Regions from separate parts of the Homo sapiens genome. Here region 1 is linked to region 2. A link is an interaction called in ENCODE POLR2A ChIA-PET data of the cell type or tissue named here. Cell type or tissue: MCF 10A. All regions are shown on one strand. Links, peaks and the distances in the headings refer to the core of each region. The heading gives the core; the rest is flanking DNA.

Evidence for each region. Peaks named below come from ENCODE experiments on the same cell type or tissue, not always from the same donor. Only the 100,000 strongest peaks of a DNase experiment are listed, where the experiment ranks them.
Region 1: POLR2A ChIA-PET joins it to region 2 with 5 read pairs; 4 of 35 experiments call an interaction of 5 or more read pairs at or near these places.

Annotation. Positions count from the first base shown.
Region 1 is chr20:56,872,643-56,878,522 of GRCh38, reverse strand. No RefSeq gene overlaps it. Among named protein-coding and RNA genes, the nearest start is that of TFAP2C, 250 kb to the right of the region's middle. RefSeq lists an enhancer at 2,633-3,278. In MCF 10A, for the core only: no CTCF peak of the experiment used is centred there; a DNase peak (open chromatin) is centred at 3,282.
Region 2 is chr20:56,632,647-56,638,779 of GRCh38, reverse strand. It overlaps TFAP2C (transcription factor AP-2 gamma), which reads right to left. Exons shown (of 7, transcript NM_003222.4): 4 at 5,211-5,427; 5 at 4,512-4,630; 6 at 2,026-2,170; 7 at 1-1,052. The coding sequence ends at 767. Among named protein-coding and RNA genes, the nearest start is that of TFAP2C, 6.4 kb to the right of the region's middle. RefSeq lists an enhancer at 1,222-1,982. In MCF 10A, for the core only: no CTCF peak of the experiment used is centred there; no DNase peak of the experiment used is centred there.

The sequences.
Region 1 (5,880 bases), core at 331-5,330, 240 kb before region 2:
GTGGAAGGTGAAGGAGGAACAAAGACATGTCCCACATGGTGGCAGGCAACAGAGCGTGTGCAGGGGAACTGCCCTTGATAAAACCATCAGATCTCATGAGACTTATTCACTATCACGAGAACAGCACAGGAAAAACCTGCCCCCATGATTCAATTACCTCCCACTGGGTCCCTCCCACGACATGTGAAGATTATGGGAACTACAATTCAAAATGAGATTTGGGTGGGGACACAGCCAAACCATATCAGAGAGGAAAGCGTCTGTCCCTGCCTGCTCCATGTCCTTCCTCTCGCCCTGGCTCACACGGCTGCAGCCACACAGACCTCCTCCTTCTTCCTTGAATGCAGCAATCCAAACTTGTCCCTCGTATAGCCTTGCTCTGGATGGTGTTCTGCACGGAAAGCTTTTCCCTAGAAATCCACAGGTTCATCCCTTCACTTCATTCTTATTTCATCTAAAATGTCACCTGCCTGACCACCAAACCAAAGCTGTCTCCTCTCCCTCACAGTCGTATCCTGGCCTACTTACCATCCTCCATGGTTATCCTATTTATTAGAGGGTTTACTAGCTTATCATCCAATTTTGCTACCAGTATGTAAGTACCCTGGGTGGAAGGACTTTGTCGAAGTAGCTCATGGCTGTGTTGCCAGGACCCAGCACAGTGCCTGGCAGGATGTAGACACTCAGCAAATATTTCTAAGAAGCTCATCACAGCTGGGAAGCACTGGGTGCTTTGCTTCACCTCTCTGAGTGTCCATATGCTCATCCCATGCAGAGGTGAAATGAGATGGTGTGGACTTCTGGCTTCTGGTGACAACCACAGATGCTGGACAAAGCATGAGTAACGATTCCCTGAGAGCACTGGGCAGTGAGCAAAACTAGGCAGAAACTGGAAGGCAGCTGACACTTGGAATAACCAGGGTGACTTTCTCATTGTGTAGTTTTTTGCCTTTGATATAGATCATAGCCCAAGACCCACTTCTAGAACAAGAGGGTTAAAGCTATGACAAAAAAGCCACAGTTTCACTGAGTTGAAGAACCATAGGCTGGAGTTTGGGACAATCACATTCTCAAATTACTTCAAAGGAAGGAGGAATTCCAAAACAGAGAGAAGCAGAGAGAAGGAGCCCTAACTTATTTGTTTAAAATTTGACCTGGTCTCTAGCTAATCCCTGAAAAGACTGAAAGTCAGAATCCAAGAAGTCCAGCAAGGTAAAAGAACTTAACAGATATTTTAGCCATGGACCACTGCAGAAGGGATCAATTTTATAGTTTGAGTCTAGCCAAGTTAACTGTATGCTTTAGAAAATAAATAATAAATAAATATTCTTCAGAGAAACACAACAGCATCTGGAATCTCTACATATACAATTCATAATATTTAGAATGCAACTAAAAATTAGTAAGCCTTCAAAAAAAAATAGGTAAATGTGACCCATGCTTAAGAAAAAAGGCAATTGATGGAAAACAACCTCTTAATAACCTAGAACTGAAATGACCAGACAAAGATTTTTTTTTTTTTTTTTGAGATGGAGTCTCACTCTGTTGCCCAGGCTGGAGTGCAATGACGCAATCCTCAGCTTGCTGCAACCTCTGCTTCCTGGGTTCAAGCAATTCTCCTGCCTCAGCCTCCCAAGTAGCTGGGATTACAGGTGCCCACCAACATGCCTGGCTAATTTTGGTATTTTTAATAGAGATAGAGTTTTACCATGTTGGCCAGGCTGGTCTTGAACTCCTGACCAGGTGATCCACCTGCCTTGGCCTCCCAAAGTGCTGGGATTACAGGCATGAGCCACCGTGCCCAGACCAGACAAGGATTTTATGCCAGTCGTATGCTCAAGGATTATAAATGACAGTAAGCATGTAATAAACAAGTAAGAAATCTCAGCAGAAAAACAAAAACTATAAAAAAGGAACTAAATAGAAATTCTAGAAATAAAAAAATCTGAATTTTTAAATTCACTGGAGGAGCTTAACAACAAGATTGGCAATGGCAGAAGAGTCACTTGTTTTGATGATAAATAAATAGAAATTATCCAATCTGAAAACAGGGGAAGAGGATTTGAAAAATTTGAACTAGAGCCTCTGCAACCTATGGGACAACATTGAAAGGTCTAACACTGACTCTTCTAGACCTAGAAGGAGATGACATAGAAAATAGGGTAAAAAAAAAAATCATGGCCTGGTGCGATGACTCACTTCTGTAATCCCAGCACTTTGGGAGGCCGAGGTGGGCGGATCACGAGGTCAGGAGATCAAGACCATCCTGGCTAACACGGTGAAACCCGGTCTCTACTAAAAAATACAAAAAATTAGCCAGGCATGGTGGCGGGCGCCTGTATTTCCAGCTACACGGGAGGCTGAGGCAGGAGAATGGCATGAACCCAGGAGGCAAAGGTTGCAGTGAGCCGAGATCACACCACTTCACTCCAGCCTGGGTGACAGAGCCAGACTCCATCTCAAAAAAAAAAAAAAAAAAAAATCATAAACGATATCTGAAATGTTGCAAATCTGATGAAAGACATACATTTACAGATTCAAGAAGATCAGTGAACCCCAAGAAGGACGAAAACAACAACAATAATTAGGCACACTATAGTCAAACATGAAGAGAAGATCCTAAAATCAGCCAGAGGAAAAACAGCCCGTTACATGCTAATTACTTCTAACTTCTCTTCAGAACCCATGGAGGCCAGGACATAATGAAATAACATCTCTAAAGTACTTTGATAAAGGAGGGGGTGTCCTTTTGGCCTTAGCCAAATTTCATAGATTTTCCAGTGACCTGTCTCTCTCACAAGGCTGGGAGATCCTTTAAAATAAGGTCTTCCAGAAACCTTGTTGAATTAAATGCAAGGAGAATTGCTTTTTAAAATCATGATTATAAAAATTAATAAGCACTAAGCACCTTCCATGAATTATCTCAATTAACTCTTGCAAAAACTCCTCAAGGAAAGTGCCTTTGATTATCCACAGGCTCAGGGAGGCTCAGTGACTTGCCCTGGGCCATGTGGCTGCTGAGAGATGGGCCTGGGATTTGAGCCCAGGCAGTCTAGCTTGAGAGTCTGCCTAGTGTAGCTTCCCTGGGAGCACACCCTCAGCACCATATTTTGCAGTTTGGGGGAGACCAGTTCCGTCAGTGAATTTCTCACAGCGTCCTAAACGTACTCTTGTCCTCTACCACTCCCAGGAAGACCAGGCATTCCAAATGAAGCAAGCAGCAGCTCAGGACTGTTTATTTTGCAGAATCAGCAAACCGGGAGGCTGGGCAGCCTCTGAGTCAGAAGTGACTGCACAACCTGTAAGGCAGCTGCAGCTGAGGATCCCCAGTGAGAGGAACTGGGCTACTGGACCACACACCCCACCCTGTCTGCAACAACTGGGTGGAGTCTCTGGCCAGACCAGCGGCTCTGCTAGCAGCTTTCCTGGTTGGTGCCGAGCCTGGAGACAAAGGCCAGGCCAACTCTGGTATGGAAGCGTCAAGGGGCTAAGAGACCTTGCCTTGCTCTGCTCTGACCCAGCGCAGACCCGCCACGCTGCTCTCTGGCATCGGGGAGGCAGAGCTCTGCAGTGGTAACAGATCCAGAGTCAGATCGGCCTGAGTTCAAATTCCTGCTCTGCTTCTTTCAACCTCTAGAAAGGGACCTTAGAAAAATCCTTTTATCTTTCTAAGACTCAATATCCACATCTGTAGAATGGAACAATAACAATGATAGAAGCTTCCTTTGAACTGTCGTGAAGGTCAAATGAAATAGCATGGAGTACCCAGCAAGTGTCTGGCCAGCATGCACCGGCTCTCTCTCTGCATTCTCTTCATCCCCGTCCCCAGGGCGCTCACCAATACTCTTAGAGCATATGCTCTAAGTTCCCTGCCCAGACGTCCCTCTGTAGACGGCACATGCATCCCCCGCAGCTCTAGGGCTGTGGATAAGAGCTTCACATGCAATCTTCCTAAGACAATTGTCCTTCAGGGATTGACGCCGTTTGCCTGGAGATGCCGGGGTAGAGAGACATGCTTTCTCCCCTGAGCTTTCTCCCCTGAGCACCCATGACCCGATGGGGATACAAAAGCCCGCTCCTTTGCCTCAAGGTAGGAAGACACCACGTGTGGCCATTCATGCCCCAGAGCTCCCCGTGGGTCAGGCTGGCTGTAGATTCCAGCTGAGCCGGAGCTGTGCTTGGCCTCTTCCTCTCCCTCTCCTGCTTCCTTCTCTCCCTTAGAGGTTGTTCTTCTCCTGAGAGCACCCCAACAAGCCGCTTGCCCTGTTCCTAGGGAACCTGATCTAAAATAGCTCCTGATATGTTTCTGCCTTTAAAGAGGGGCCCTTGTCCCTTGGCAAATGGTGAATTTCAAAGGGAAACTGCAATGCACGGAAAGGCGAGCCGGAACAATATTACAGGTCAGATGGGGCTAGAGCGGGTCCCCAACCCCTGGGCTGCGACCGACTGCTCTGTGGCCTCCTAGGAACCGGCCGCACAGCAGGAGGTGAGCGGCGGGCGGGCGAGCATCACCGCCTGAGCTTCACCTCCAGCCAGATCAGTGGCGGCCTTAGATCCTCACGGGAGCGCGAACCCTTACTGTGAACTGCGCACGCGACGGATCTAGTTGTGCGCTCCTTCCGAGACTCTAACGACTGACTGATGCTTCATCCCAAAACCTCACCCTCCGCCCTGGGCCGTGGAAAAATTGTCTTCCACAAAACCTGTCCCTGGTGCCACAAAGGTTGGGGACCGCTGGGCCACAAAGGTTGGGGACCGCTGGGCTAGAGCTTACAAAAAGAACTTGAGTTCAACAGTGGCCTGTGTCCCTCTGAAAGTTTCACCCAAGAACCCATTAACTCAGCCATGCTCTTGCCCGCCCAGTGCAGACTGTCCGTCCCGTGCTCGGGTGGGAAGAAAAATCAAGCCGTCTGCGTGGTACACCGGCTCACTGGCTCAGAGCCCGGAGCTGCTGAGCGGCACCTAGGGCCCCAGAGGGCAGGGAGCTTCTCCCGCTCCTGTTCCATGAGTCAGGGTGGGCTGCCCTGCTGTCACAAATAGACCCCAATGTATGATGGCTCCAACCCAATGCGGTTCATTTCGTGGCCATGTAACAGCCTCGGTAGATGTTCCTGAGGCAGGGACTCAGGGTCCCAGGCTCCATCGTGTGGCTATGAATTCTTCTAGAATCCAGTTCGCAGAAGGGGAGGGTATGGAAGAGGCACTCCACTCGCCCAACCCTGCGCCCAAAGTGGCACTTCGCCATCGTGTTCATTTCACTGGGGGATATATTCCTCACCTTCCTTCCCTTCCTCCTTTTCTTCCTTCCTCCCTTCCCTTCCCTTCTCTTCTCTTCCCTTCCCTCCCTCTCTCTCTTTCTTTTTCTTTCTCTATTTCTTTCCTTTTTCTTTCTCTCTTCCTTCCCTCCCTCCCTCTTTTCCTTTCTTTCCTTTTCTTTCTTTCTTTCTTTCCTTCTTTCTTTTTCTTTCTCTCTTTCTCTCTCTCTCTACTTCCCTCTTTCTTTCTCTTTCTTTCCTTCCTTCTTTCTCTCTCTCCCTCCCTCTCTCACTCTCTCTCTTTCTTTCTTTCCTTCCTTCCTTCCTTCTTCCTCTTCCCTCCCTGTTTTCCTTCCTCCCTTCCCTCCATAAGTATTTACTGAATTCCCATTCAGTGCCACACACTGTGGGAGGTGCTGTTGCCCTAGGCCAGATCATGTCCCTCCCTCTTGGAGATGACGGTCCTATTGCTCAGTGGTGGCTGCCTGGGGCCCTGTACTGAGCTTGGACAGTGCATCTGGACCAAGTAGGAAGGAGCTCTTGGGTGTTCTGTGATCACAAGGCTGGGGTGGTGGCCACCAGACCTAAATTCAAACCGTGACTCCACTCCCTCAACCCACATCTC
Region 2 (6,133 bases), core at 664-5,663:
TCGAAACATCTGAAATAAATATGCAAATAAAGCTTCAGTACCTTAAAGGAACATGTCATTTCAAAGAGTCTCCCATTTGAAGAGTTAACTTTCAAAGTTAAAAAAAAAAAAAAAAAAAAAGGAGAAAAAAATCAATCAGCAGGCTTCGTTTCTACAAGTTTCCTAAAACCAGAAGGCCCCCGTTTGAACACGGGGTTTAGAGTGTGTCAGATACCACTTATTAACTAGTTGCTAAGCAGATAGAACCTTTGCCTCCTACCAGAGGACTTGATCTCTGAAGAAGCTAGATACACACTTTTCTTTTTTTCAAGGTAAATATTTAGCGGACACAAAAACCAACCATTACCTTAACACTGAAAAAAAAGGTATTGTTGATCTGTTGATCTAGGGCACATCAATTTGACATTTCAATGGCTAAGTGTGTGGGTCTGTTGGCCCAGGGAATGTATTTAAAAGATTCTAAAACTTATAGCACCACTTTCAGAGAAGGAAAGAATGGGGTTCAAAAAAAAAAAGCTTAATGAATAAAGAGCCAGTACTTGTCACCTTCTGATAATAGGTCCAAAGTTAGGAGATAGCTCAGCGCTAGAGAAACAACTAAGAAGTCCAGGGGCGGGTGATGCAGAACCAGTGAAGGCTCTTTAAATAGTAAGGTAGGTAACAAACTCTTCCCCCAGGCCAGGAGGGGTTCCCAGTCTGTGCGGTGGAGAAGGATTTTTGCAGTCCTGTTCCTTCCCTACTCTCCTAACCTTTCTTCGTTCCAATTTTATTTCCTGTGTTTCTCCATTTTCTCCAGGGTTTTGTTAGAATCAGCTGGACTCTGGTCTCCAGGGTTCATGTAGGATTTGTCTATGACAATCAGGGCTTCTTTGATGTAGTTCTGCAGGGCAGACACCGCGGCACAGATGGCCTGGCTGCCAAACCCGTGGGTAATCAGGCTGAAATGAGACAAGCAGTTCTGTATGTTCGTCTCCAAGACTGGGGCGAGCCTGCTGGTCCCATGGGGTGTCCGGTCTTGGCTGAGAAGTTCTGTGAATTCTTTACACAGTTGCCTGTGAAGACAGTCAGTTGACTCGATGAGTTCCATCTAGCTCCTTACAGGTCAAGAGCACAGAACCAACTACACTGAGGCTGGCGCCCGGGAGGCAAGCACAACTGCTTCAACCCGAGGAAGGAGAATTTAATACTAATAGCCAACTGCTGCGCTTAGCAACTATTCTGCGCCAGGCTCTGAGTTAAGCTGTTTTAAAGCACTATCTTATTTAATCCTCACTGCAATTAGAAAAGACAACAGGATTAACTTAACCCCAGCTAACTGGCCAAGGTCACCAGGACTGGTAAAAGTAATGGGGCCTGGATTCCAACCCATGAGCTTAAGGGACAGTTTACCTTGGTACAAGTTGGTTCCAATAAACAAATTCCGTGAGGAACCGGGAGAAGGAAGCATCCCCCTGAAATTCTGACTCCTGACACAGCCTGGTTCACTGCGCTCTCTTTTACCCCATTTCCTGGCTCGACTAGTTCTGCTTCATTTACCATCATTTTCAAATCAACTTACTGTTGGTTTCTATGAGAAAACCCACAGCTGCATTAAGTCGTTTTGGAGACAGTTAATTTGCCCACAAATCCACCCTGATCTTTACATTTGAAAGACAAAAGTCTTGCTATCAGGAGGTAGAAGGCACACAATCTCTCTTTACTGGTTGTGACAAAACAAATCGGGTTTTCAACACATTTTTGTAAGATATGCTAACACAATAATGAAAGGGCAGCTCAACTACTTTGGGTTGAATAACTAAGCAGCTCAAAAATACTCATGGCTGAGTCATGCACTCTTCTAAATCATACAAAAAGTTAATGTATTTGACTTTGTAAAAGAAGCTCCCTTGCCATTTTCTTTTGCTCCACCCTAATTTATTTCAAGAATATTTCTTTGTTGAGCCATCGGGACTGTGGAGGGGGAATCTTCTCAACCTCAAGGTCTAGAGCATTGAGTCATCATCAAATTCAAGTTCAGATACTTACTGGGCCGCCAATAGCATGTTCTTCCTAGCTGCCATCTCATTTCGTCCTCCAAGATGAGGTCTGGTTAAATATTCTGCCACTGGTTTACTAGGAAATTCGGCTTCACAGACATAGGCAAAGTCCCTAGCCAAATGAACAGCTTCACCTAGAATAATCAGCAACAGCTTTTAGGATGGCTGTGGTCACTGAGGCCAAACTGCCCTTTTCCTCTCTCTTTTTTTTTTTTTTTGACACGGAGTCTCGCTCTGTTGCCCAGGCTGGAGTGCAGTGGCCCGATCTCTGCTCACTGCAACCTCCACCTCCGGAATTCAAGCAATTCTCGTGCCTCAGCCCCTGAATAGCTGGGATTACAGACATGCACCACCATACCCAGCTAATTTTTGTATTTTTAGTAGATACAGGGTTTTGCCACATTGGCCAGCTGGTCTTGAGCTCCTGGTCTCAACCAATGGCTCATGCCAGGGATTATAGACATGAGCCACAGCACCCAGCCCCCATTTTCTCTCTTTCTAGTAGTATTCATTGTCTACCAGTCATACGTTGCATGCAAGAACGAAATCATATACAGGGCAGACAACTCAGCTGGTAGGTAGAACTTTCTAGGGATTCTCAGTAGGTCCTCCACCCCAGGAATAGAGGGTGGAGATCACACAATGTGAGCAGAAAAGACCCTGAAACTTCTAACTGCACAATCAAGTCAGCCCTCTGTATCCGTGGGTTCAGAATCTGTATTCATCCAAACTCAGATTGAAAAGATTCGGGGGGGAAATAATGAATGGTTGTGTCTGTACTGAACACACACAGACTTTTGCCATTATTCCCTGAGCAATACAATGTAACAACTATTTACATAGCATTTACATAGTATTAGGTATTATAAGTAAGTGATGCAGAGATGATTTAAACTATACGGAAGGATGTGTGTAGGTTATATACAAATATAACATTTTGAACATCCTCAGGTTTTGGTATGGGACCTGGAACCAGTGCCCCATGGATACTGAGATGAGTAAACTTGAAAAATGTTTACCAGTCCTCTGCTCAACAGATAATCAAACATACCCATGTTTTCTCTTTATATTAAGTAGTATCATTTTGGGGAAGTAGGAAAATTTAAGGGCTATAAACATGTTTGACAAAAGCAAACTAGTCACTTCTCTATAAAATGGTGACATCTGACAGCTTACTTTTTTTTTAATAGTGCCTTTTTACTGAAGGGGCAGATCTCTAGAATGTTTCTTTTAAAAAAGATGGGAGGGATGTTTCTCCTAAAAACCAACTTGGAGCACCCTTTTCCCTGTCCAAGTCAGTGGAAGAGCTAAGGGAGGCAACCAAGAGAGTTTCTCCCACCCAAGAGGTACCTTCCCTGGCTCCAGGGTGCAGGACTGGTGAGCTTTGCAAAAACCCAGATGGTGGAGGGGCCCCCTGGGTTGACTGAAGCAGCCTTGGAGAGCCATTGTTCTGGAGCACACTTTCTTATTCAATCACCCTGCCTGGCTAGCAAGAAACCCCAGCAGAACCGCCGATTCTACAGGCAGGACAGCTGTTCTCAGACAGGCAGCTCCTTTCTCCTTGCCCTGACCTCCAAAGGCACTCGTAAAAGGTAAAGCAGGGACTCTGCCAAGTCTCTTTGAGCACCACGTCACGCCATCAGAGCAAGGAAAGAAAGTCTTCAAAAGAGGGTACTGCCACGGGGAGCCCGTTTCTCCTTGGCTTCCCCTGCCCATAGTGAGAGCCCTAAGCCTCTCTCAGCGTCCAACTCTTCCCGGGAGCAGTAACAACATGCTTTGTTTTGTTTTTAAAAAATTATTTTACTTTCCCTTCAGCTCCTTTTAAAGGTTGTGTTGCATTCTTGGCTACTGTCCAGGTTGGGGTAAAGGGGCCCCCCATTCAAGAAACTGAAATGCTATGTCCTACTATCTTAGCACTGGCAAGAGGAACTTGTGCGTGGGCCAGGGGTTCGATTAGTTTTTTTCTTTGGATGGGAGGGAAGAATAGAATTGTGAATCGGGCCAGTCGTATTGTATACAAGAGGTTCTCTTCACTGACCACAATCCCCAGCTACAAAATAACCCACAGCTACAAAAAACAGAAGCAGTACTTCTGCTCACCAGTAAGTAACCAGCTTTTACTCAAGGTGTACCAAATGATCAGCTGTTATCTTCCAAAAAAACTGGTTCATTTAACAGGAAATGCCGACACCCCTAGAGTGTGATTTCTTAGGTTAGGAAAACCAGTTTCTTTCCAACATTGATTCTCTGGGGGAATACAGAAGAGCCTACCTGAGCAACCAGATACTTAAATGTTAACTTATTCGATAAAATTAACTGTGATTCATTCCAATAAACTTAGAGAACAATTCCAATTGCTTTCATCTCTACTTGCAACCAAGTTTTAAGAGTTGTTTTCCAGTTTTTCTGCAATAAGTATTAAAGACACAGGCACAAATTAAAAACATCACGAACCAAAAACAAAACCCCACTGACCTTCTACTAAGGATGTCAGGAGAGTCACATGAGCGGCTTTCCGCCTCCCGGCCGGAAGATTCAACCCAATCTTGTCCAACTTCTCCCGCAAGGACCGGCCTCCATTTTTCGATTTGGCTCTAAGAAAAAGAAAAATTGACTCTGGCTACTCTCAAAAACAAAAACACATACACACGCACACTTTAAAAATTCTAAACTCCTAAAGTGCTGCTGTCAAAGCTGAAACCCATCAAAGACTATCTACATCACGTGAACCATAATGAAAAGTGATAGCAGGGTCCTCTTTCAATTAGTCCCCGTAAGATACAAAATCAATCTTTCCTAGCATCCAACTCTGCATCACCGAATATTTCAAATTGTATGGGAGCAGACAAATTTTCACTTGTGAAACTACAACGGCCCCACAAAAACTCCCTGGGGAACAAACCCAGGGTGCTCCCCCCACCTCCCCTCAATACAGATGCTATCACTTCATACATGGGATCAAATTCTAACCAAGTGAGAATTTGTGAGCGTCGTTTTAGCACTTCCTCCCACATTTGGCACTTTCTAAAGGAGAAGAAATGTACTAAAACTCTAACCCGATTAGAATTCAGTGTTAGGCATAAAGTCACATAAATGTTAAAAATACCTCCTGGGCCTCTGATACACTCACCTTCAACTACCCAACCACTATGCCTAGAATTGTGCCCCAAGTACCTTCTGAGAACACCTCCCAGTAACGAGGCATTTAAGCATTCAGGTGGGGACAGTCGCCTCTGTACTTCAGCCACTGTCACTTTGTATTTAGACGTAGAGCTGAGGAGCGACAATCTTCCAGGGACTGAGCAGAAGACCTCAGTGGGGTTCATTACGGCCCCCACCAGCTCCTTCTGACAGGGGAGGTTCAGAGGGTTCTTGGTCATGGAAATGGGACCTGTGAATGAAGGTCAGAGCTGGCAGTCACAAGAGCTCTCTCTGAGCAAAAGAGACCTTTTCAAAACCAATAACCAAAGCTGAAAGTGATCTTTAGACAAGCATCATTGCACACCCCACGATCAACTGCAGGCTGACTTTATTTAAAAAAAAAAAATAATAAGAGTCTCACTCTGTGGCCCAGGCTGGAGTGCAGTGGTGTGATCTCTGCTCACTGCAGCCTCAGCTTGCGGGCTCAAGTAATTCTCCAGCAGGTGCCCACCACTACATCCAGCTAATTTTTTGTATTTTTAGTAGAGATGGAGTTTCACCATGTTAGCCAGGCTGGTCTCAAACTCCTGACCTCAAGTGATCTGCCCACCTTGGCCTCCCAAAGTGCTGGGATTAGAGGTGTCAGCCACTGCACCTGGCCATGGCTGACTTTTTAAAAAAGCCCCCTACTTCAGAGACAAATCTAATCTGAAATTCACAAGTTAACACCTTGGGAAGTTAATTAGTGAAGATCCAAAGCTTGGAGGGTTTCTTTTTTTTTTTTTCCTAGCAGCTGCTGAAAACTATTTAATTAGAACATTTGTTTTCAGAAGACTGCTTCAATACTAAATAAACGGTGAGTTTTTTCCCCTCAAGAACAACCAAAATCATAGGACACATTAAGATTCTTTCCAAAATTTTTCAGTGCAGTTGATCACAGTAAATTTAATCATCCA